Linked DNA regions of Mus musculus: region 1 is linked to region 2. Evidence: chromatin loops called from intact Hi-C (ENCODE). Cell type or tissue: heart. All regions are shown on one strand. Links, peaks and the distances in the headings refer to the core of each region. The heading gives the core; the rest is flanking DNA. Region 1 holds the start of Hnrnpk (heterogeneous nuclear ribonucleoprotein K). Region 2 holds the start of Hnrnpa0 (heterogeneous nuclear ribonucleoprotein A0).

The links. Hi-C counts contacts between places; a loop is a spot of excess contacts. Peaks named below come from ENCODE experiments on the same cell type or tissue, not always from the same donor. Only the 100,000 strongest peaks of a DNase experiment are listed, where the experiment ranks them.
Region 1: a loop joins it to region 2, with 2.8 times the contacts of the local background. A loop is called at or near these places in 2 of 42 quality-filtered maps.

The regions. Positions count from the first base shown.
Region 1 is chr13:58,397,691-58,407,399 of GRCm38, reverse strand. Hnrnpk (heterogeneous nuclear ribonucleoprotein K) reads left to right here and starts at 4,888. Exons shown (of 16, transcript NM_025279.3): 1 at 4,888-5,007; 2 at 6,983-7,067; 3 at 7,410-7,507; 4 at 8,188-8,244; 5 at 9,604-9,647. The coding sequence starts at 7,010. It overlaps Rmi1 (RecQ mediated genome instability 1), which reads right to left and starts at 4,803. Exons shown (of 3, transcript NM_028904.3): 1 at 4,611-4,803; 2 at 310-398. In heart, for the core only: CTCF peaks have their summits at 4,955 and 5,577; DNase peaks (open chromatin) are centred at 4,839 and 5,219; H3K4me3 peaks cover 4,352 bases; H3K27ac peaks cover 2,463 bases.
Region 2 is chr13:58,118,483-58,133,997 of GRCm38, reverse strand. It overlaps Hnrnpa0 (heterogeneous nuclear ribonucleoprotein A0), which reads left to right and starts at 5,442. Exons shown (of 1, transcript NM_029872.1): 1 at 5,442-8,119. The coding sequence starts at 5,685. The coding sequence ends at 6,602. It overlaps Gm40964 (a long non-coding RNA gene), which reads right to left and starts at 3,243. Exons shown (of 4, transcript XR_001780964.2): 1 at 967-3,243. It also overlaps a transcript of Klhl3 not described here. In heart, for the core only: CTCF peaks have their summits at 4,815 and 7,663 (motif pointing left); DNase peaks (open chromatin) are centred at 3,947, 5,027, 5,417 and 6,097; H3K4me3 peaks cover 4,220 bases; H3K27ac peaks cover 3,440 bases.

The DNA of each region.
Region 1 (9,709 bases), core at 1,710-9,709, 270 kb before region 2:
TACTATATCTTATTATTTTAATAAAATAATAATCAGATTCTGTGATTTAAATTTTACTTAATGTTCACTAGTTTCTTCTGACATCTATAATTAACTTTATATTTTAACTCTATTAAAATTTATATGACTATAGTCGGCCACCTTACTCTGGGATGAGAGAAGTCTTACTTGTTTACCTAAATATTCTCAACTGTGCTGTCAGGTATGCTTAAATCTGATTCTCTCAGTATAACAAACCAATAGCAAAATACTAAAGACAAATCAATTTAAATATATATCTATGCTTAGCATGTCCATAAGAAAACTCACCACTTAGCAGGCCAGCCTGTGAGCTAACGAGGGATTTCAAGCTAGATGGTCAGTACAGTACTCAGAGCCTCCTCTGCAGAGAAATGACCCTGAAACATAAGATAAGGGGCAGTGAAGATTCTAGAATTGCGCCACAGAAAGTCACTAGCTTATTCCCATGAGTGCAAAAGTAGGATGGTGTGGTTCTGGGGACAGTTAAGTAAAATAAAAACAATACAGGCTAAAAATGGAAATGTAGCCGGGTGGTGGTGGCATACACCTAGCACTGGGGAGGCAGAGGCAGCCTGTTTCCAGGGTTACAGTTAAACCAGAAGATAACTAAGGTAATTAACACAGTGTGTGACCAAGCAGTTCAGAGGAAACTCAGGTACCGGAGGACTTTTTTTTTTTTTTTGAAGCAGTGATATATACCATGGCACAACTTGCAGGACTTGGTTCTCTTTCCACCAGGTGGGTTCTAGGGATCAAAACTATGGTGTCAGACTTGGTGGCAAGTGCCTTTAGCTGCTGAGGAAGGCAAGCATAGGAGATAGGGCAGCCTGGGACCCACTTGCTCTTGGTTAGGCATAATACCCTCTCCCTTGTAAAAGTGTCTTACCACAGTCATGGCAGACAGCAAAGGGTCAGCTAGGACACACAATTTCCCATTTGCTGATAGACAAACAACAGTCCCCTCAGTACAAGAAAAACAACTTGGAAAAAGAGGTCTTTTAAATTGAACATTAAGTTTATATCCTGTAACACACACCTTTTACTTTCCAGAACCAATATTAAAAGATCAGAAATAAAGACAAGAACAGGTGTATCTGCAGCCTTGGGCTCAATCTCTAGGATTTAGGAGGAAAGAGGAGAGGGATGAGGGAAGAGGAACAAAAGACACTGGAATGCTTATCTGACAAAGCTTATCAATATTTATATATTTGAGGGGGTTTGAATGTTATCAAGCAAAAACATACATTATGTCTATGAAATAGAAGGCTGTGTAGTCTTCAGATTTTTAAACATGTTTAAGTGTGTGGGGTGGTATAAGGTATATGTGGGGAGGTGGAGGCATGTGCACAAGTGCAGATGCTCAAGGAGGTGGGGGTCAGGTCCCTTGGAGTTGGATATTACACACTGCTGGGAGTTACTCCAATCCTCTGGAAGAGCAGTTAAGTTCTTAGACCAGGAACCATCCCTCTAGACCTTCAAGTTTTGTTTTGTTTTGTTTTGTTGAGACAGGGCCTCTCCTTTTATGCGACTTTGGACCTCTCTATGCAGACCAGACTGGTCTCCACTGAGATCTATTCGAACCTGCCTCCCAAGTTCTGGGATTAAAGGAATATACCATCACACCCAGCTCTAACATTTTTTAGGGACTATTTAATGACGTGAAAAATATATTCGTATTTCCTTAGCATAATAGCAACATATAAAGTTACAAAACTTAATCCTCACCACTTTTATAGTAAGAAAAAATACTTTTATTAACCTTTGTACCTGATATTTGGCTACTAATACATATTTACATTCTAAAAACTACTAAGACTTAAACAGAACCAAGTAGGAAAATTCTGCTAATTACCACTAAGGTTTAGGCATACTTGGCTCAATGATTAATTTTTAATCAGATTCAGATTTTTTTAATAGAACACCATTCCTAGATATTGTATGTGGCATTCAATCAATAGCTGAGATCTTAAATCAGTAACAAAGATTTATATCCATTTTATGTTTCTATTATTTTCCTTTAAAAAATAAGTTGGGCTAAGAAAGATGGCTTAGCAGGTAAAGGTACCTGCCACTAAATGTAACGATGAGTCTACTCCTATGGTCCAATAGGGTAGAAGAGAACTCTGCACAGGGTTGTCCCACAGGGTTATCCCCTGGCTCCCACTTAGTCACACTACAAAATGTTTAAATAAATAAATAAATAAATAAGCACTTACTTCTAACACCATTTTAACTTGTTAAAGACACTAAGATGACTTTAGAGTTCTGGGAAGGTAATAGACCTTACCTTTTATAGGGATAAAACCGTTATATTACTGTTGACATAAGAAGTAGCCACAAAGCTTGGCTGGTGGCACATGCCTTTATTCCCAGCACTCAGAAGGCAGAGGCAAGCAAATCTCAGGGTTTGAGGACTGCCTGGGTCTACAGAAGAAGTTCCAGCCAGGGGTACACTGAGAAACCCTTATCTTGAGGAAAAAATAAATAAAAATAAAACTAGAGAGAAAATCCCACTTAGGAGTCTCTAACCCAGCTCTGTTCTGTCATCTTGAATATGGTTTCTATCCTCAATACTTTTTAAAACTTTTTTTCATTATATACACATGTGTGGAGGTTAGAGGTCAAGAGAGTAAGGTCTGGTCTTCCCCCATCCTGGAGATGAAATTTACCTTGGCAGCCAACACCTTCACCCACTGCTCCATCTCACCTGTCTGCCCTCTTACCTTAGTTTTGTTTGTTTCTTGAGACAGTTTGACTATGTAGCTCTGGCTGACCTAGAACTCACAGATTCACATCTCTGCTTCCCAGCTGCTATGATCAAAGGCATGAACCATCATAGTTTATTCTACTTTTCAAAAAACTCCCTCACACATAAAACAAAACCCACAATGTATTCAAAGTACTGTAATAAGCATTGAATTGTCAGCACAAAGTGGCAAACAGGACAGAACTCGGGGTATGGTGCCTACAGTATTTCAAATATTTTCTCAGCCAGCTACTGAACTGTTGAAATTATATTAAATCTCACAGCTAAGTCATACTGAATCCAAATTGATACTAAAGCATTAGGTTAATGGTTACCCAGGAGCCACTAAAGGAAACAAAGTGGCATGGGCTTTGTTGTGACACCCAAATCCAGGGCCTCCGCACTCAGTGTGCTACACCACTGAGCTACAGTCTGAGGTTTTAATAAGGAATTGAAAACCTCCAACTCTAAATAGAAAATGAAGGACGGACAAAAGACACTTTGATTACTCAAAGAGAAAACCTAAAAAAGTGAGAGAAGAAAACAAACAGGTATAACTGGGGGGTGGGGGTGGGCGCAAGAACAATCCTGCCATGAAATCTTGAGGAAGCAACTTCTCACTAGAGACTAGTCAAGACAATTTCTGTAGTTTCCTTTAGATTCCCACTTCTCATTTACAAAAAAAGTTGTTAGCGGGGTGGTGGAGGCGGCTATGCAGGCAATAATCTCAGCACTCGGGAGGCAGAGACAGGGGGATCTCTGAGTTCCAGACCAGCCAGGGTTACACGGAGAAACCTTGCCTCGGAAAAAAAAAATGTTGTACTAGAAATACTAACTTGCCGGGCAGTGGTGGCACACGCTTTTACTCCCAGCACTTGGGAGGCAGAGGCATTGGATTTCTGAGTTCGAGGCCAGCCTGGTCTACAGAGTTCCAGGACAGCCAAGACTACACAGAGAAACCCTGTCTCGGAAAAAAAAAAAAAAAAAAGAAAAAGAAAAAAAGAAATACTAACTTTAGCTGGCCATGGTTACGCTTGCCTTTAATCCCTGCTTTGGGAGGACGAGGCAGGTGGATCTCTTGAGAGACCCTCCGGGTCAAAAACCACCATATGAAAAATCTTGAGCCAGGAGTGGGGGCACACGCTTTTAATGCCAGCGTTTGAGAGGCAGCGGCAGGAGATCTACAGGATCCCACGACAGCCAGGGCTACACTAGGCTGTCTCAGAACGAGAGCCCCCTCACCAGATCCTCAAGCCCCAGTCTCTTCTGTCAGTTAGGTAAAGGATGGCTCGACCGCTCTGTAACGGAGCGATTTACAGGGTGCTGGCCGGTGTGCACATTTTGGGATTATTCGAGGGAAAGGTAGGACAGGGTGCGCTCGCACACACGCCTCGCTAACTGGAGGTCACCCCTACAGGCTGACATCCGGACATCAGCCAGAGTCTGGGGACCGTGGAGCTCTGCTGTGAGGATGAGGAGCGAGGCGAGCACCCGCAGTGACCCTCCCTTCCCCTGGTGGGGCAGCCATGGCGGGGCAGTGTGCCTGCGAGCTTTCTCAGGGAGGGTCCCAGGGAGCGCTGCAGCACGGACGCGCGGGCATTCCCTACGCGGCGTTCCCGGGGGGTCTGCATCGCACCGGCCCAACACGGAAGTAAGCCCCGGGCTCCCTGGGAGCGGGCGCCGCTTCCAGCCCTCCCCCGCCCTCCCCGCCGGGGGAGCCGTTAGCACAGCGGGTTTCCCGGGCGCCGCGGAGGGGGCGCAGAGCCCGCAGCGCCGGGGAGGGAGGGGGCGAGCGAGACGCGACAACGGGTAGCTGCGGAACCCGGGCGGAGCACCGACCGACCTGGCCTTCCCGCCTCGCCTCGCCTCGCCTCGCACCGCAGCGTGATCCCAGGGCCGCGCGCCGCTCTCCCTCTCCCGTTCCCAGCTGGGTTCTCTTTTCCCTCTTTCACTTCTTCCCGCCCAATCGGGCGCTCACGGGGCGACCGTCCCTCCTCCAATCGCGCCAAACTCCCTCGGGGCTCGAAAATCCCCCCGCAGTCGCCCCTCCCGGCACACGTGAGCAGCGCCGCTGAAGTCTCGCGAGAGGTCTGTCACTACTCCCCTCCCCCTCACCACAGAGTGCGCGAACGAGAAAGGAGGAGGGCGCTACAGGCGACAGCGCTGCAGACGCCATTATCCTCTGCTTCTCCGCTGCACGGACGTCGCCGTCGTGCTCGTCTCCCACTCGATTGCGGCCTGTAGGTATCTGGGTGGGCTAGGGCTTCGGGGTAGCGAGTCCCCGGAGCGGGTTGGCGCCCCGGGATGGCGGCTTGGGCTATCCCCATGCCCGAGTTTTCTCAGGCCCGCGGCCTTCCAGCCCAAAGGGAGTCGCCGGCGGAAGGCGGGGTTCTCGGCGCCGTAATTGACGCGGCCACGGGCCAATCGCTTCGCGCTCGCACCACCGCCGAAGCCTGGGCAGCCAATGGGGCGCGACGCTGAAGTGGGAGGGGGTTTGTCCTCGTTCTCTGTCTAGCAGTGACCGACCGTCGGAGGCGGCGCGGCCGGGAGGCAACGGCGGACTCGCGCGGTGAGCGGGACGGGCGGGTCGCGCTGGCTGGAGCGGGGTCGGACGCCGTAGTCGGCTGTCCGGGGTGGCGTTCGGGGCGGCCGTGGCCCGCCGGGGAACGTTGCCCGGGTTCCCCTCCCCCCACCGCCGCCATTTCCCCGAGCGTGCCCCTGCGGTTGGCGTGCCGGCGCTAGGTGGCTTGAGGGACCCGGGAAGGAGAGGCCTGTGGGTTTGCGACGCGGGCGCCCCGTGTGGAGGGAGCGCCGGGCCGTCCGGTGGACTCGCGGGTGTGGTGTGTGTGTGTGCGCCCCGGCCGCCCTTTGTCCCTCCACGGCGTGGGCCTCCCTCCTCACCCCACCTCCGGGGTGGGGGGTGCTGCGCGGCGGGGCCGATGGGGCGGCCGCGGCGGCTTTGTCTCGGGTGGTGGGGGAGGTGCGGGGGACGGGCGCTCGCGAGCCCGCGTGCTGGGTGGGGGAGGGGGGTCTCGCGCGACTCCGCCTAGTCGCACGTAGTCGCCATTACGCGGGCCGCCATTTCCTGTCGGATCCGGGTGAGGAGAGGCTCGCCGCTCGGCGACGGTCGCTGGCCGCTGCTTCCAGGCCCGGCCCGTGGGCGGGAGGCGAGCGCGCGCGGTCGGTCTCGCTCGGCGGACCTGTTAACACCAGCGCGCTGTGGGAACAGCGGCCGCGGGACGAGAGGGCTGGCTGGGCCTGTTTGTGTGCGTAGACCCGGCTGATTTGCCTGAATCCATTTACCCCCGCGGCCGGGGGTTTAGCGGAGTGGCCGGCCGATCTCTGCATTTAAAGTGGTCCCCAGAGGGATCGTCATTTGCTGCCGGCGTTTTGGAATAGGAGAAGGCATGAGGGTGATGCCTCGACTTTAAGATCCTGTGTTGGTCCTTGGCTTTGGTAGGACTACGAGTTAACTGGACCAGTTGTGATGGTTTGGTTGCAGTCTTGGAGAGTTGGGTTAGAGGTAAAATTGTTGGGAAATAGCCTTTTTTACGTTGCCTAAAATAATGGTGTTGGTGATTAAAGATTCCGTGGCTTTGCTGAATAATGGTGGTCGTTTCCATCTGGTTCTTTAGATTTCTGTGTCTGAAAGTTCAATGTACCTTGTATTTGCCGCTAAGTTTTTTAAAGTTGGCAGATTTCATTGATTAGTGTTGTCAGTCACGACCAAAGGCGGGGAAAAAATTACTACTAGCCCTACTATAACACTAGTTTTGTGATAAGACGTGGTCTTTTCAAGAATTAGTCTCGTGAACAAAATTATATGTCGACTAGTTTTTCCGTTGTAATGAAATGAAGCAAGTTGCTGAGGACGGAATTACTGGTCCCCCACACCCCTTGCGGGGGGGGGGGGCGCAAGGCTCTGGTGGTGGAGGTGGTTAGGGTGTGCTTCATTGAGACAATCTAGTCTAAAAGAAGTCCATTATGCCTGTCTCTCCTCAATTATAGTTTTTAAAAACAGTTCACTTTTAGGAATATTTTAGTTTCCTCGAATCAGACCTTGTTTTTATATACTACTGTAGCACTAGGATGTCACTTGTGTGTGCTGGAAGCAGAATCCTTTTTTTTTTTTTTTTTTTTTGGAAGATTTTAAGCAAAAGAGTGTTTGCTTTCTGATAAGCCAATGTACTAGCTAGCTTCTTTATTTTTCAACAGATTGGTGGATCCATTTAATTCAAGAAAATGGAGACCGAACAGCCAGAAGAAACCTTCCCCAACACCGAAACCAATGGTGAATTTGGTGAGAAGATACTTTAATTATAACCAATTAGTATTTTCTGTTCTGTTACTTTAATTACCATAAATGTTTTTGATATGTTCTGTTTACCTCTTATATAGTTTCATTTTTTTGTAGTCTTGAGTTTGTCTGTTGGTTTTTATGAAAAGAAGTAACCTTTTCTTGCACAGGTTAAAAAGCAGTACAGTTTTTCCAACCAACATTTTAATCCTTTGAAATACTTATTAAAATAAGGCCTTTGATATTAGGGATATTAGGGAGACAAAGGCAGGGACTTAAAAAGTGGCTTCAATTACCCTTTCTTGGGGGATGTTTCTAATTGAAAATTTAAACTTTAATTTCTAGGTAAACGCCCTGCAGAAGATATGGAAGAGGAGCAAGCCTTTAAAAGATCTAGAAATACTGATGAGATGGTTGAATTGCGCATTTTGCTTCAGAGCAAGGTATAAGCTCTTTAAAATTTGGAGGTTGGTTAGTAGTTAAATATAAATGGATGCTTTTTCACTTTGAACTCTGCTTTGGCTCTGGAAACCTTTCAGAATTTTATAACACGTTGAATAAAAGGTTTTTAAAGGGTTCATTTGTTTTGAGACCCCTCACAGGTGAGGCGGGCCTTGAGCTCTTGATCCTCTGTCTTTGATTACTGGGATTCCGAGTGTGCGCTATCACATTTAGTTGTGGTTCTTAATGATAAGCAGATTTCAGAACTGCCGGTAGTGCTGAAATTTTAATGGTGAAAGCCCTATTACCAGGGTCCACCACAGATCAGCTAGAGAGATGAGTGGAGTAACTGTAGACACAGGTTTTAAGTGTTGGTTGCATCTTATTTCCCCAGGAAACTAGTTTACTTAAGTCTACCCCATCACTTATTTCAAGTCACAATATAAAAGTAGGTACTGTTTAGATTCTGTTTGTTTTTTTACAAGAGGGCACTTGTAATCTGTGCTTTCTAGGAATTTTATATTCATGCCTGGTGTTCTGAATACTCCAAAGACCATAAAACTATTCATCTTGATTTTTTTCTTTCTCAAGATTTTCAGTGCTGTGCAAACATTAGAAGTTAAAAATATAGCTTAAAAATACTAATTTTCTAAATGCAAAATTTTTTTTTTGTCTATTCCAGAATGCTGGAGCAGTGATTGGAAAAGGAGGCAAGAATATTAAGGCTCTCCGTACAGACGTAAGTATTAAACTACTGAACAAGCAAGCACATTCATTGTATGTTTCTAGAATTTTAAAGGTTCACATCTTAGAAATCACTGACTAGCTACAAACCATTTGTAATAATTAATGGTTATGTAAATGACTTCTTTTTTTTTAAAACCCTGATTAAGGTGGAACATAATTAAATCTTTTCATATTTTAATAAAACCCTTCAAATTAATTCATTTCAAATAAGATTAAAACATCTTAATTAGGAATGGAGACAAAGTGTAAAAACCCTTAATTGTATAATTCCTCTTGTATGTGTAAGAGGGATTTAGTCATTTCTGAAAGCCATTGAATATGGCTGATAAAAACTTTATTTCCTTTTTTTTTCTTTTAAATCATCTGTTCCACAGTTTGCAACATGGAGCTCATGCTGACTGATTTCTAAATATGGGTAATGAATAGATTAATCTTGGCAATCAGAACTGTTTGCCTAGGATTTGAGTCTTCATAATTTATAGTGGGTTGACTCTTGTGATTAGACACATTAAATGTTGGCAGCACCAGAAGTGTGTGTGTATTTCTAGAACTGATTACACCAAAATTTATTTTTTTCCCTCATACTATCTACATTTCTTAATGTTTATCTTGGTAAAATTGAGGCAAATAACTTTGAGTACCTAACAGTATTTCATTTCTCTTGGTAACAGATCTTTGTGTTTCTCTTAATAAACTTTAGATTTCGTTGTAATTTTTATAAATCTGCTTATAAGATGTGTTTTATACCTTATGAAACCAAATCAGTCTTAATATTTGGGGGTTTGGTGTGGGAATTTTTGTTTTGTCTTTGAACCTCTTTCCTCTTAATCCAGATGTTCTGTATAATTATCTGGGTTATTTCCCCATTTTCCTCAATTTCAGTAAACTTTTGAGTCATGACAGGTTTTGTGTCTACCCTCACGAGCCAGCCTGCTACTGAAACATTAAAAAACAAAACAAAACCTAGAACCATCATTTAAGGTCCTTAAATGTTAAGAAGCCACGGTCAGGTATAGAGAAGTCCATTATTGTGTTAGTCTTCAGAACAACTTAAGCTTGTTTCATTGAGAGTATGAGTATAGTTTGTATTAAATTAAAATTTATTGCTTTTCCCCCTTTTCCCTCTCCTTGTTTTTTTGGCCATATATCTCCGTTGCCCATGTACTGGATCGACTTACCCCTGCGTTGCCCACCATGACGTTGGCCCATCCGCCCCTGAACGCCCATGTGAAAACCCTGGTTGGCTATGCCCAAAAATGTGCTCGTTGCCAAACGGGTACAATACTTGACAACTTCTGATTGAATGCCCATGCCCAATGCCAACATCCACGAACGCCAATGACCAATGCAGTACAATGCCAGTGTTTCAGTCCCAGACAGCAGTGGCCCCGAGCGGTATGTCCCAACAGTTTATGCCTCACTGCCTGATTAGAAAGAGAGAAATGTATTTTATTACC
Region 2 (15,515 bases), core at 2,831-10,830:
TATGAAACCCTTGCGCAAAGTTGACTGTTTATGGGGCGTCATCTGATTCAGGGATACCGTGCAGCAACAGAAATCTGAGAGGCAGACTCTGAGGAGTGTGACATGAGCGTGGGAACTGGCCTTGACTCTGGAAATGTATGCATAGAGGGAGAGGGCTGGGGTGGACACTTTGCCTCCTGCCACTTGCAGACAAGATGCTGAAGTTGCTAGTCTGTGTTTTGATTTTCCCCTTATCGAATATGCACATGCAACCTGGGGTCAGACAGTGTTTCAGGTGACATTTTGCAACTACAGTCATGCATCGCTAAGCCCCAGGGATCATATGTAACTTTCTAAGAAGTGCTCCACTGGGTGACTTCAGTGTGCGAACATGACAGAATTACTCATACTAATTAATGAGCAGCTCCAGTGTCACTAGAGGGTAAAATCTTATGGGACTGCTGTTGTGTGTGCCAAAGAATGACAGAAACACTATAATTACTCTGAGGGGCAGTTAGCTAGGCACATTAGTGATACCACAGTGGCAGTATCTTCCTTGGAGTCTTAAATATTTAAAATTCTTGAGAAGCCAAGGGATTTAGAAAGATGTGACCATGACCCATTCAGCTTCCAGTCTATTGCCTTTCTTCGACTTGACTCTTTGTGTACAGGAAGGTAGGATGGTATAGAAGGCAAAGCTTGGGCAACTGACTGTGGTGATAGCCTTGGCTTCTTCAGTGAAAGACTGGCATAGGATTTACCTGTCATGTGGTGCCATCCCCGAGAAAATGTCTACTCACTCTGCATAAGGAGCCAACAGCAGACCATGGTAAGAATACTACCAAGGTCCAACTTGGGAAGCCAGCGAGTTTTATTGGGGTTAGTTATAGAAGCAGAGTTGCCTTAAAGACAGCTTCATCACCAAGATGCCCACCCCAGAGTGGGTGACAGCTCAGGGAAGCTGGGAACCTGTACCTCACCACACACCTTGCAGGCAGCGGTGGAGACATGTCTTCCAAGCAGCTCCACTGGCCTGAGAACTTTTCTCTATAGAACTTATTTCTTAGAGGTCCTCAGGGGGGAGAGGAGCCTGGTGAATCTGGTGGATTTCAGGGACTTCCTGCAGTTACTGTTGTTACTGTTTTCTGAGTTAAAGTCGCTTCCCTGAAGGACAGAATGCTCCCCCGGTGTCTTAAGGAGCTTCCCTCAAAGTTGGAAGGTTTTATCTCAGAGGAGATTGCTACCCAACAAAACCTTTCTGGCCCTTGTAAAGATTCAGCCAGGCAAGTGTCAGTCTTAGTCTAAGGCAATGGTTCTCAGCCTTCCCAATGCTGCTGCCCTTTAATGCAGCTCCTCGTGTTGTGGTGACCCCCAAACCATAAAATTACTTTTGTTGCTACTTCATAACTGTAATTTTGGTATTCTTGTGACTCATGTTTTCCAGTGGCTTAGGTGACCCTGGAGTGGATCATGACCCACATGTTGAGAACCTCTGGTCTAAGGCGTTCAGTAAGATTCCAGTGAACATCTGCAAGACATAAGCAGAGACCAGCGGATCATCTTGCGGATCATCTTGTATCTGTTAGGATCTCAATGGTAGACAATCTGGTTGATATGAAAGCTCCTTTATCTTCTGGGTTTGTCTCCTTGCATTTGACGCTAGTTTTGGTTAGTAGAGTATGAAGAAGCCCAGCTTTGACATACAGGATTGTTGCTGGAGGATCACCTATACCACCTTTGACTAGCTGGCTAGAGGGTCCTTCTGCACTGCACTGTATGGGAATTTTAAGTAGCTGAGGAGAAGCCTGGGCAGCAGGGGGTGGGAGGCACAGTGGGTGGCACCTTCCAGGCTCAGGCTCCTTGTAGGCCTCAGATTTTAGGAACCTTTAGACCACTTGAGTTCTACAGCTCTACGTGGGCTGAGGGCGTGGTGTCCCCTCAGCCTTTCACAGCACCCAGTGTTTCACCTGTTGGCCCTGAAGGCTTGATAATGCTGTGGAACTCTTCTGGTGACCAGAGCTGGCACTTCCTGTGGCTATTGACAACCTTTCCTTCTTCATTCTCAACCTTTCTCTCTCACTACCCCCACTCCACCCCGCTGGCCACTCCTAACATTGCAGGTGCTACTGCTTCAGCTGTCAAGCAGCTGGTGGCGGCGGGCTAATTCCTGGGGTGTCACTGCTGCTTGCTGCTTCTTTCATCCTGTTACCAGGTCAGCTGCACAACTAGATGAAGGTAAGAAAAGATCACTAGAATGGAACTTTAGTGGTCTAATATTGTAATAGCAAGGCAGGTGGCATGGGAGTGTCTCTCAGCTGACACAGCACGTGGGCCTGAGCATCCACCTTACTTTAACCCTTTCTAGACCTCAAGGGGAAGAAAGGCCCTTCTGGTGTAGGAGAAAATAGAGTTTACTGAAGCACTGTAATAGGGAGTCTGGTATACTGCCCTCTAAGGCTTAGGATTTGTGTGTATGTGTGTCCAGACACAGCTGTTGTAATCACAACTGACAGCAGCTATGGATGCCTGCATGAGGTCTGTCCAACAATGAGCAGATCCACAGTGAGGCATGGGTGATGTAGGGACTCTCGGGTTCCTACCCTCACTTTTGGCCTATTTGCCACTGACATATTCAAGAATGGGGGCTGCTGCCTTTGTGTTCCCACAGGCGGCCTCACCAGGCTCCAGTGCATAGATCCAACCCAATAGTCAAAATATAGCCCCTGTCAAACTAAACGGTCACAAAGTTATGAATCCGATGAAGGAATGGATAAGGAAGAGCTGGGTTGACAGAGATGGGAGAGAATAATCATGAATTGTCAAAAAACAAAGTCAATAAAGACCTGAGCTGGTGAAATGACTCAGAACTTAACAGCTGCTCTTGCAGAAGACCTGGGCTTGATTCCCAGCACCCCCATGGAGGCTCTTAATCTTCTGTAACTCCATACATACACCAAAATAGCTCCTTCCCTCCAGCTTTCTGTTTGCTGAGCTAATATTTTAGCCCTCTGGTGTTCATGTGAAGCACACTCCACCCCACCCTGCTGCATGTATCAAATCCTGGCATGCAATGGGGCAATGAAGTTACTGTCTTAAAAACTACTTTATGGGCTGGAGAAATGGCTCAGCGGTTAAGAATACTGACTGCTACCTGGGCAGTGGTGGCACACGCCTTTAATCCCAGCACTTGGGAGGCAGAGGCAGGAGGATTTCTGAGTTCAAAGCCAGCCTGGTCTACAGAGTGAGCTCCAGGACAGCCAGGGCTACACAGAGAAACCCTGTCTTGAAAAACCAAAAACCAAAAACCAAGCCAAACCAAACCAAAAAAAAAAAAAAAAAAAAAAAAAAAAAAAACAAAAACAAAAAAAAAAACAAAAAAAAAACAAAAAAACAAACTGACTGCTCTTCCAGAGGTCCTGAGTTCAATTTCCAGTAATCACATGGTAGCTCACAACCATCTGTAGTAAGACCTGATACCCTCTTCTGGTGTGTCTGAAGATATCTACAGTATACTCACATAAAATAAATCTTAAAAAAATTAAAATGTTTTAAAAATTATGTGTAGGTGTGTGTGTGTCTGCATGTGCACATGAATGCAGGTGCCCGTGGAGGCCAGAGCTTCAGTTAGACCGAAGCCCTGACCTGGGTGCTGGGAACTGACCAGAACTCAGGTCCCCTGGAAGCTGCAAGTGCTGTTAACTACTGAGCCATCTCTTCAGTCATGTAGTTCATTTTAAAATGGAAAAACCAACCAACCAACCCACATTTCTCTTGTATGCACTGGCTGGTTATGTGTATCAACTTGACAGAAGGTAGAGTCATCAGAGAGAACAGGACTTCAGTTGAGGAAATGCCATGAGATTCAGCTGGAGGGCATTTTCTCAATTGGTGATCAGTGGGGCAGGGCCTAGCTCATTGTGGGTGGTGAGGGCCATCCTTTATGATCCTGTGTGCTATACTAAAGCAGTCGGAGAAGCAAGCCCTGTGAAGCTAGAAGCTAGCAAGCAGCACCCCTCCACAGCCTCTATCAGCTCTTGCCTCCAGGTTCCAGTCCTGTTTGAGTTCCTGTCCTGACTTCCTCCAGTGATGGACTATGATCTGGAAATGTAAACCAAATAAGGCCGTTCCTTCCCAGCTTGCCTTATTTCTACAACCCTAAGACACTGTAGAAATTGAGATCTTATCCGTGAACACTAAGCACAGTCCCTGACAGTTTTTTTTTAAAATCTAGTTATATGGATAAAGTTGGCAAAATGGCTGTTCATATTCACGAAGCTGGCAGCCCAGTAGAAGCTGCTGGCTGCAGGTCACAGGGGTGCACCAGATGAGGGAGATGAGAAGTAACGGGACAGAATGGGGATAGGACGTGTCGGGGGACACTGCTCCAACTCTAGTTAAGTCCCCTGGGTTTAATTCCCAAACCACAGTTGGGATGGCGGTGAGAAGGCAATAAAAATAGGAAATCTCATAGGGCATGCTTATAATCTAGTGCTTGGGAGTTCGAGGTCAGCCTGGCTCAAGGCTAGCAGTGTAAGGATGGGGCCGAATAAATCCTGCGTGGCTCGCAAGGAACATGTCCGCAGGAGCTCGCTGCTGAGTTCACAGGGCGGAGCATCGCCAGCGGCTACCGCAGGCCTGGCTCGGGCCTGGTCTGGGTTACCCGGTCTCAAGGGCTTTGGTGGTGTTCCCTCTCATGGGCTTGCTTCGGCGGGCAGAGTGGCACGGGGCAAGAGTCGCATTGGATTAATGGAGCCACCAGCCCACCGTAAACGGCCAATAACCGCCTTGGGGTCAGGCCGAGGCCCTCCATCTTTGTGCCGCCCCTAGGGGAGCCGACGCCGGGTGCGGGCCGGCCCCCAACAGTCAAGTTTTTAAAAAGTCCGCGCGGGGGCCACCCGGGCTGATCCGTTGGGAACGGCCAGAATTCCCGCGAGGACGAAGCGTGCGGGCGACAGAGGGTTCCGCACGGGAGGCGCCGGGCCAGTGCTCGAGAGGAGCGCGCCCGTCCCGCGGCAGCGGAAAACGGAAGTGGGTCTGAGGAGCAGCCGCTGATTGGCCGGCAGGTCACGTCCCTCAAGGGGCTGGCGCGAACGCCACTGCGGAGCTGGGCCTGGGCATCCGGCGAGGGGAGGGAGGGAGGGACGACTGCGGGAACAGCCGCGCGGTCGCCAGGAAACGCTCCACGGAGACGCGCGGAGGGCTCTGGCGGGCGGTCTCCCGGGCCCCGCGGCCCCGCGGCCCCGCGTCGAGTGCGAGCGCGGAGGCGGAAGGAGCGGCGGTCGCCGAGGAGCCCCAGGCCCGGACCGGGGTGGTGGGGAAACCGCGGAGGGCGGGGAGGCCGCGACCGAGAGCGGCGCTGCGGCGCGGTGGGCGGGACCAAGGCGAGCGGCCAGGCGATTGGCCGGCGTCCCGGCGTCGCTTGTGACGCACCGCGCGGGGAGGGTGCGCGCGCCTTCAGCGGCCTCTTTGTGTGGTGTCCCGATAGGGGAGCGGAGGTGGCGGCCGCGGCGGCCCCGGTCGGGTTCCAGCGTCCTCGGCTCGCCCTCGGGCCGGCAGCGCGCCCCTTCCCTCCCCCTCCCGCCCCTTCCCCGCCGGCGGTGGCGGCGGCGGCCGGGCCCGGGCTCGGACGAGGCCTCGGCGACCGCTAACGGGCGACGGCGACGCGGCGGAGCGCGCAGGGCGGGGGCAGGGCCCGGGCGGCCGACATGGAGAACTCGCAGCTCTGTAAGCTGTTCATCGGCGGCCTCAATGTGCAGACGAGTGAGTCGGGGCTGCGCGGCCACTTCGAGGCCTTCGGGACGCTGACGGACTGCGTGGTGGTGGTGAACCCCCAGACGAAGCGCTCCCGCTGCTTCGGCTTCGTGACCTACTCGAACGTGGAGGAGGCGGATGCCGCCATGGCCGCGTCGCCGCACGCGGTGGACGGCAACACGGTGGAGCTGAAGCGCGCCGTGTCGCGGGAGGATTCGGCGCGGCCCGGGGCGCACGCCAAGGTGAAGAAGCTGTTCGTGGGCGGCCTCAAGGGCGACGTGGCGGAGGGCGACCTGATCGAGCACTTCTCGCAGTTCGGCGCGGTGGAGAAGGCGGAGATCATTGCCGACAAGCAGTCGGGCAAGAAGCGCGGCTTCGGCTTCGTCTACTTCCAGAGCCACGACGCGGCCGACAAGGCCGCGGTGGTCAAGTTCCACCCGATCCAGGGCCACCGCGTGGAGGTGAAGAAGGCGGTGCCCAAGGAGGATATCCACGCGGGCGGCGGGGGTGCGCGGGCGGCCCGGGGCGGGCGCGGCGGAGGCCGGGGCCGCGGCGGCGGAGGCGGCGGCGGCGGCCGAGACCAGAACGGGCTGGCCAAGGGCGGCGGTGGCGGCGGCGGCGGCTACAACAGCTACGGCGGCTACGGGGGCTACGGCGCCTACGGGGGCGGTGGCGGCGGCGGCGGCTCATACGGCGGCAGCGACTACGGCAACGGCTTCGGCGGCTTCGGCAGCTACAGCCAGCACCAGTCCTCGTACGGGCCGATGAAGAGCGGCGGAGGCGGCGGCGGCGGCGGCAGCTGGGGCGGCCGCAGCAACAGTGGACCGTACAGAGGCGGCTACGGCGGCGGCTACGGCGGAGGCTCGTTCTAGAAGCCGGGTTCCGGATGCCGGCGGCGGGCGCGGCCATCGTCGCCCTCCGCGCCCGCCCCAGGTGCCCTCGGGGGAAGCCGCTCACCCTGGGGGGCACGACACCCCCCGCTTGCCTGCCCGTTACCCCCCCTGAAGGTGGACTCGGCCCCACACACACACATTTTTGTGTTACAGTCATTGATGGACTCTATTTTTTTATTATTACTTGGACCTTGGTCGTTTTTATACTAGCAAAAAAATGTCTTGTTTTAATTTGTGTTTTTTGGGGGGGCGGGTGGGCGGGCGGGAGTGAACTTGCTGATTCTGTAGCAACACCTGGGTGGGGGTTGGGCGGGAGGGTAGTTTACTTTGTTGTAAGGACTTGATACCTGGCTACAGCGTTTTCTATGAAACCTACTTGGATCCCATGCCTGGAATTTGGAAGCATATGTACAAAAATCATTTTTACGTTTTATTTTTAATAAATCATTGTGTTTGACCGTACATGTCTAACATTTTTTTTTTCCTAGGATCCACTCCTTACCGTTTTAAAGGATATTTTTGTTAGGTTTTGATGTGTACTTCGAGACGCTTAAAGGAGGTCTTGTGGGCTCTTTTTTTTTTTTTTTCCCCTTCCTGTTTGCCCAGTTAGTGATGTTGAATTTACCTTTTACAGACAAAATCTTTCTGAAGTGGTGGATGTGGCTGTTTAGTCCTGTGCATCCATCTCTTTGTAATAAGCGATTTGCTTATCATCTTGACATGGTTGGTTCTTTCTATGAGAATTTACTTCAAAACATGTACTGTGTAGTTTAAAAAAAATAGTTTGTGTTTAAAGCATGTGTTCTCATTCATATAAACTGTTTAAAACTTTTTTAGGTGACCTAGTTTCTTCCTTATTGGTTTGTCTGTAATGAATGGTTACAAATAAGGGTTCTATTTTACCCTAACACTAAATGAGTTTTTTTTAAATGTATTTTCAGAGCAGGTTTAAAAAAAGCGTTTCTTCCCTAAGTCTGAACTTTGTCCTCTTTTAAGTCCAACGGATGTAGCACCATCTGCTGGTAGAGTGGCAGTATAGCTGCAAGACGGTTGGTTAAGAAAAACCCAACTTACTTGTTCAGGACAATTTCATCAGATTTAGCAGTTTGCCATCAGAATTCTGCAGACTTGAAAGGTCCACATTTACTTGTAGCTGAGACGGGCTTCCCGGGAGTGTAGTTAACAGCCCGCATCAGTCACTTTTTCTACGTGAGATTTGAACATGTAAACTGCTATGCATAGCTTGGGCAGTAGCCCCAAACTGCTCCGGTAGCTACTGAAGCAGCTGTGTGTACTGGGGTTTTAGGTGCAAGTTGTAAAACAAAATATCTGTATTCTGCTTGGTTAACGTGTATTTGTAGCCCTTCATGCAATAGAATTCAAGTTGTTGTTTATAAAAAAAAAACAAAAACTGATAATAGAAGAAAATGCCTTCCTGGATAGAAACATAGAATAGCAACGTTTATGGATATCACAAATAAAGAATTCAATTCTTACATGATTGAGTGAGAGTATGTATAACCTGGTGGGTGGGCTCAGAGTACCTGCTATCTTACTGGGTTTGACGAGATGGTAAAAATTTGACTCGGATTTTGGAAGCCTAAAGCCTAATGGCATCAAGCTTTTCAGAAAAGATTTTTCTTTTTACCTTTTAAAATATTTTAATGTTGGAACCCCACATTTTAAGTTGTCACTGAATAATTCCTAAGATCTGATTCTTGCCAAAATATTGTAAGTACTAAGGTTCTTAAAGAGGTAAGAGGATTTATGTTTGGCTAGTTTGGTAAGTGTAGTGAGTGATAGCTGATGTTTGGGTCATGTATTTAACACTGTATAGGGGTGTGTTTGCTGTGGAAGAAAAAAAGTTGGATGAAGTTCTTTGCTCACAATTGCTTGCTTCCCTTAAATTCCTGCTTGAAACTACACTTGAAGATCTAATGCAGGCTTTGGTGGGGGGGGGGGGTCCCTCTAGGATACAGGAAAAGACCTAAAACTCATTACATGTTACCTCAGACTTTCCCCGGTTATTTTGGATGAAGACTGAGCTGGTAGGTATTGGGAGGTGACTAGTTTTAGTAATAGTGACTTAGCTAACAGTTCCTGGTGCATTAACAGCTCAGTGTTCACCCTTAGTGATGGATGTACTTGAATAGTAGGAAAGGAAAACAATGTTTCTGTAAGCACTTACTGTGTTTCCCCTAGCAGCCTCTGGCATGTGGAGCTTCTTGATGTCTTGGTTCACCTGTGAGAATCTCAGCAGAGGACGTCAAGCTTAGTTGACAGGAGATGGTGATAGAGTTTGCCACTCCTTTTGAGAATAGTTTTTCATGCTTGGGTATTTTCTGATTTTTCAAGATGAAAAGTTGCTCCAGTGTGAAGCTCTTTGTATTTTAAAGACTTTTAAGTTCTAAAATAACCATTAGTTAAAAGATAGTGTGGACCTTACATTAGTTTTTGTGTGAGTGTGTGAGCACATGCCTTTCACACAGCACCCTTGGAAGACACTGCAAGTCTGCTCTCCTGCCTTCTGGGTTTGGGGATCTGCAAGTGCCTTTACCAGCTGAGCCATTTCTGACAGGCCTGGGACATCTTTAAAGATGGTAATACTTTTTTTTTTTAAACCGTATTTTTGAGAAAAGGGAAGCTGCGTGTGTGAGTGCAGATTTCCAGAGAGTCCAGAAGGAATTAAACCTCATGGAGCTGGGTTATGGGGGATTTTGAGTTGCCAGGTGTGGGGTCCTCTTCAAAAGTTGAGCCATCTCCAGACCCCAGAGTTTCAAATGCTTAAAGTTTAGAAGTGATTGAGATTCATAAAGTGCTATACCGTAGTGTGGATTCTCGATTTTAGGAAAGACAGACCGAGGTTGGCTGGGAATTGGGAATTTAGGGTTCCCTGCCTCAAGACCACAAGTGACAGGAGTGTTGAATTGTAGACTTTGCTGCTTACACTCTTGGTTTGGATCACTTGCATTTTAGGTTGTTTCTTGTGTGCCTGCTAATTGAAAGTGTGCTGTGGGGTGTGGTGGGTCTGAGCATTGCCTGCCTTTTACCTTGTTTATGGGTGTGACCTGTCTAACATCAACACTTGATAGTTTCTTCCAATTCTAGTGTCAGTGTGATAGGGAGAATCTCTCAGCCTTATTTTGGCCTGGTTTGCTCCCCACACCCTACTTCCTTTTCTTGCTGTGTGTCCCTAGCTGACTGAAACGCCATGTAGACCAGGCTGCCCTGAATTCTTGGGCGTCCTCCTGCATTCTTAGTGCTAGGATCATAGATAGCTCTTTGGGCTTTTTGGAAGGACCAGCCAAGAACTACCGGCTAAGTGGGACTATCTTCTCCTGTCTTCTGCTCAGGGCCCCATAGCAGATGACTCGAGGTACTCTTCCTTTTTTTCCTGCTCTCAACGATGAAAAATGACATATTCCCACCCACTCGATAAAAAGTTCCTTGAAAACCTAAGAAGTAATTAAGAGTTCATGTGTGTTATTTCTGATTCCAGTTCTCATTCTATGACGAGGTCCTATTATCTCTGTTGCACCAGGCTACAGGTTCATAACTTAAACAGTTTGCCTACTATTAAGTATTAAAAAATAGGAGATAGGAATCTTGCAGCTTTAAAAATGTTTTTTTGGGGGGCGAGCTGGCTCTCACATACATAGTCCTAAGCTGGCCTCAAACTCAGGGATTCGCCTGCCGCTGCCTTCTGAGTGCCAGATTGCTCGGCTGCCCTTCTGAAGGTGTGAGAGAGTGAGGTCAGAACAGTGGACACTGTTTTGTCCTGCTTAGAAGGGCAGACTGTTCCGGTATGTTAATAGATGTTAGCATTAGCCTTTGCTTGATCTGTAAATGATTTACCAGATATTTGTATCATGAAGCTTTCTCAAGAGGATGGAGAATTAACAGACTTGGACGAGCTGGGTGATATTTACCCTGGGTCAGAGGGGTGAATCTGTAGACTGAGAGAACGTCCGTTTGCTGTTTAACCTGGTAAGTCAGCTTATTTCCTAGACTATGGAATTGTTTCGATCTCTTATGATTTGATAGGATTTTGAGATCATTCTCGGTAATTATTCAACAGATTTACTAAGCTGACTAGGGGCCAGCCTTTTCCTCTTAAGACACCCATAGTTTTGTTTGGATGATGAGAACTTAAACAATTATGAGAGTTCCGGCATTTGTGTTGGGCCTATAGACAGGAGGGGCTCTGTTACGGGGAAACGTGACGGGTGTTTGAACTAGCTTTACAAAGCCACAGAGGACAGTCCCACTGCTCAGCTGACATGCAGAGCATGATAGATTGGGTTCCTTATGTCATTGGCCCTTTTGAATATGAGGTCACAGAGACCGTTAAAAAAAAAAAAACCCAGCCATTTAAATTCTATTGTTTTTGCCAAGACTAATAATAGCAAACCGGCTCTAGGGTGCAGACTAATTTATTTAATTTTGGAAATAGCAGTCACCTGAGACTTTTAGTGAGCAACGGCAGCAGGGGCTGGAGCGGACGTGTTGCTGTTGAGGCGATCTCCAGCATTCCCATGGCAGCTCACAACTGTCAATAGTTCTGGTCCTAGCAGATCCAGTGCCCTCTTCTGACCTCTGAAGGACACAGGCCCGCACCCGGTGCACGGTCATGTGCGCAGGCAAATACTCATACACACACACAAATTAATAGGTCTAAAAAAATGACATATCCTAGATATCCCACAGTAACTGATAGATAGTCTGAGGTTCCCTGTGAAAGAACGGGCTCCGTGATTCACAGGGTCTTCTGGTCTCCTCATTTTGACTCTTCACCAGTTTCTGATGAAAACGCAGGTCAGTTTTCTGTAATTGAAAGGGCGTGTATGTTGGGAATTTCCTTTGTAAACTAGTCATGTCAGTTTTGGAGCAGCAAGATGGTTCAAAAAGTAGTAAGTGAGCTTGAACTACTAGCTTCAGGTCTAGAGTACCATGGGTCTTCTTAGGATCTGAATTCAGTTTCTTACTAAATTAATACGGAAGATTTTAATTTAGCCGTTGACTAGGGTGGCTGTAGTTGAGGGAAGGAGGGGCCCAGGAGTAGGCAGTGAGGTGGGAGCACCAGATTATGGTTTGGGAAGTAGGCCGTTGTAAAGATTTTGCCTCTGGGATGATTAACATGGTTGTCAACTTGACATTCCTGGGAGGAGGGAGCCTGCATCAGAATTGCCTCCTTCAGATTAGCCTGTGTGCAAATCCCGGTGGGATTATCTTAGTTGATGTTGTTATGGGAAAGGTCCAACCCACCATGGGTGGTGCCCTGGACAGGTGAGCCTGGACAGGAAGCTAGCCAGGAAGCAAGGTGAGCCTGGACAGGAAGCTAGCCAGGAAGCAAGCAGTGTCTGCCTGTAGGCCACATAGAACCTTTCTTCCCCAAGTTGCTTTTGGGCCATGGTAATTATCACAGCAACAGAGAAGCAGACTACTAACCCCTCGGAACGAATGAGTTGAAAGCCTATTGAGGGTTTCTTGGCTTTGTTTTGTGTTTAGTTTGTGAGACAGGGTCTCACTTTGGCTGGCCAGCTGGGTGATGCCCACACAGCCTGGGTGGCTTTGAACTCATGATCGGTCTTCCTCAGGCCCTGAACGCTGAGATTACAGGGCGCTGCCTAGCAATTCAAGGCTTTTGAGTAGAGGAATGGCATGATCCGAATTTTAAAAGCCGCTGTTGGGCTTTGTCAAGATTTCTGTTCTCTTGGTATAACTGCTTTTAATGATGGTCTATGAGGAAAGCGTTTGGGGCTGGCTGGATTGAAGTATAACAGACAGTCTCTTCCATAGCTGTATGGGTTTTGGCCAAAAAGAACCTTCATTTGGTTGCAGTAGGTAAAATGTTAGCGTGTCTGGCTTGGTGCTGCTGTCCTTTTAAATGGCTCATTTGTGAGCTTGGCCTTTATCCAGGCACGTGAACTTAGGAAGTGTCCCCACCATTTCCTTATGTTTATTGTGCCTAGGCTCTATAGCAGTGTGATTATTGTCAACCCCTGCTTTCCTGCTGGGAGCTTGTACTTTTTTGTTTGTTTGTTTGTTTAGATTTATTTATTGTTATATGTAAGTACACTGTCACTGTCTTCAAACACACCAGAAGAGGGCATCAGATCTCATTACAGAGGGTTGTGAGCCACCATGTGGTTGCTGGGATTTGAACTCAGGACCTTTGGAAGAGCAGTAGGTGTTCTTAAACACTGAGCCGTCTTGCCAGCCTGTACTTTTTTTTCTTTAAGATTTCTCTATTTATTATATGTAAGTACACTGCAGCTGTCTTCACCTTTTCTTCTCTCTTTGGACCTGCTCACTACACCCTTCTGGGAGTGTATACTTACCAGTGTCATTCCAATGACTTCAGCTCTGAGGTCAGCAAGTCCTTCTAGTAAACACTGGGACATGAGAACTGGCCTTGGGCATCTCTGGTACACAGGTGTGTGTGTTTGTGTGTGTGTGAGTGTGTGTATGGTGTGAGTATATATGTGTGTGTGTGGTTTGTGTATGTGTGTGTATGTATGTGTGGTGTGTGCATGTGAGTGTGTGTTGTAAGAGTGTATGTGGTGTATGAGTGTCTGTGTATGTGTGTGTGGTGTGTGTGTATGTGTGGTATGTGAGTGTGTGTGTGGTATGTTTGTGTGTGTGTGTGAGAGAGAGAGAGAGAGAGAGAGAGAGAGAGAGTGTGTGTGTGTGGTATGTGTGTGGGTAGTGTGAGTGCATATATGTGTGTGGTGTGTGTGAATGTGTGTGTGGTGTGAGAGAGTGTGTGTGTGTAGTGTGTGAGTGTGTGTGTGTATGGTATGTGTGTGAAAGAGAGAGAGTATATGTATGTACACTGAGAAAAATCCAGATTGTGGGGAGAGCTTGGGGCAGTTTTACAGGATCTCTCTTCCCTCTGCAGACATTCTCTGTGCTCTTGGTCCAGTGCTTGTCCTCTCATAGCTGACACTGCCAGCGCTAGTAACCAAGCGGCAGGACACAGCAGGCAAGGGCAGTGTCAGCACAGATTTGTTTAATAAACAGTGAAGAAAAAAATAGAGAGATACTAAAGTGTTCAGGTCCTTTGTTTCTGTGATGTCATTTGGAACAACTTAGTCCAAGGAGAAAGCTCAAAGGAGAACAAACTTTGCTTAAAGGCCATCATTATATCAAAAACCTGGAAACCAGCTAAAAATGTCCACCTTAGGGAAATACTAGATTTTGCTCTATTCTAAGGGGGAAATACCAGCCCAGTGTCCACCAACAAGCAAATGTATACGTAAAATGGAGTATTGCCAAGCTGTAAGAAACTCCAGGACGTGTCACAACATGAAAATAAGGTTAGCTGAGGGACAGAGGCAGGTCAAGACAAACAGATCTGACTAATGGAAGCTTGCACTTTATCTGGGATACCCGAGAGATAAAACGTAGCTAAGTCTGAGGTGGAGCTGCATGGGAAGGATGCACCTATAGAGCCTTCTGCTTAATCCCCAGAACAATAAAACAAGCAGATAATAAACACCGGCTCGCTGGCTCTGAGGGGGAAGATGGTATAGAGGCAATGAGGAAAGCGAACTGGGCCGGGCAGTGGTGGCGCACGCTTTTAATCCCAGCACTTGGGAGGCAGAGGCAGGCAGATTTCTGAGTTTGAGGCCAGCCTGGTCTACAGAGTGAGTTCCAGGATAGCCCGGGCTACACAGAGAAACCCTGTCTTGAAAAACAAATAAACAAGCAAACAAACAAACATAGAAAATGTCCTGCAAGTGTAAAGCAGAGGTGGGTGTGTTCAGGGCCATAGTACTGGACATTTTTTTTAGAGGTTAAAATTACAAATTTTACTCTTTAAATATAAAGCGGATGCAATACATATACAAGTGTATTAAACTTGTATCTTAAAGTCACACCTGTAAGTTATGGGAAGTCGAGATGATCTAGTTGCAGATACAATGATAAATGATTTTATGAGATAGCACCTCACTACATAGACCTGGCTGACCTGGAAAAGTCTATCTAGACCAGGCTAGCCTAAAACGCACAGAGATCTTACTACCCGGGCCTCCTGAGTTAGTAGGATTAGAAGCATGTGCCACCCACCATGCCCGAATGAAGCAAGTCTCCTCCCCCGCTCTTCCCCGCTTGATAAATGCCCTGTTTGAAAATGTCATGGACCCAGCATTCTGGAGGTGGAAGCAGGAGTCATGAGTTAGAGAGTAGCCTGGGCTACATGTGGAGATCTGCTTCAAAGAAACAAGACTGGGGTCTGGGGAGATGGCTCAGCAGTAAAGAACACATGCTACTCTTGCAGAGGACCAGAGAGTTTCCCAGCTCCTATAACTCCAGCTCCAGAGGATCTGATGCCTACCCCTGTGGTCAGAATATATCTGTGCTCACATCCCCATATATACATGCATACATATGAGTAATTAAAATCTTTTTTTGTTTGTTTGTTTTTGTTTTTCAAGACAGGGTTTCTCTGTATAGCCCTGGCTGTCCTGGAACTCACTCTGTAGACCAGGCTAGTCTCAAACTCAGAAATCCGCCTGTCTCTGCCTCCCGAGTGCTGGGATTAAAGGTGTGCGCCACCACGCCCAGTGCCAGTCAGTGCTCTTAACTGCTGAACCATCTCTCCAGCCCCCTAAACTTGTTTGTTTGTTTGTTTCTATTTTCCCCACACTGAAGTTTGTCTTCTGCTGATTTGTGATGGGCTCTCAGTTACTCTCAAGTCTCAGTTATAACCATCATATGTGGAATCCTTCCAGCCAGTCATAAACTCTTGGGCTTTCTAGCTGTACCAAGTTCATCAAAATTTACGCCATAGCCGCCGCCTGCTGCAGTTCACCGCAGAGCTCAGTGAGCTTGGTGGAATTAATCGCATGCTATCATTGATCATGGCTGTTTACCACAATCATAGAC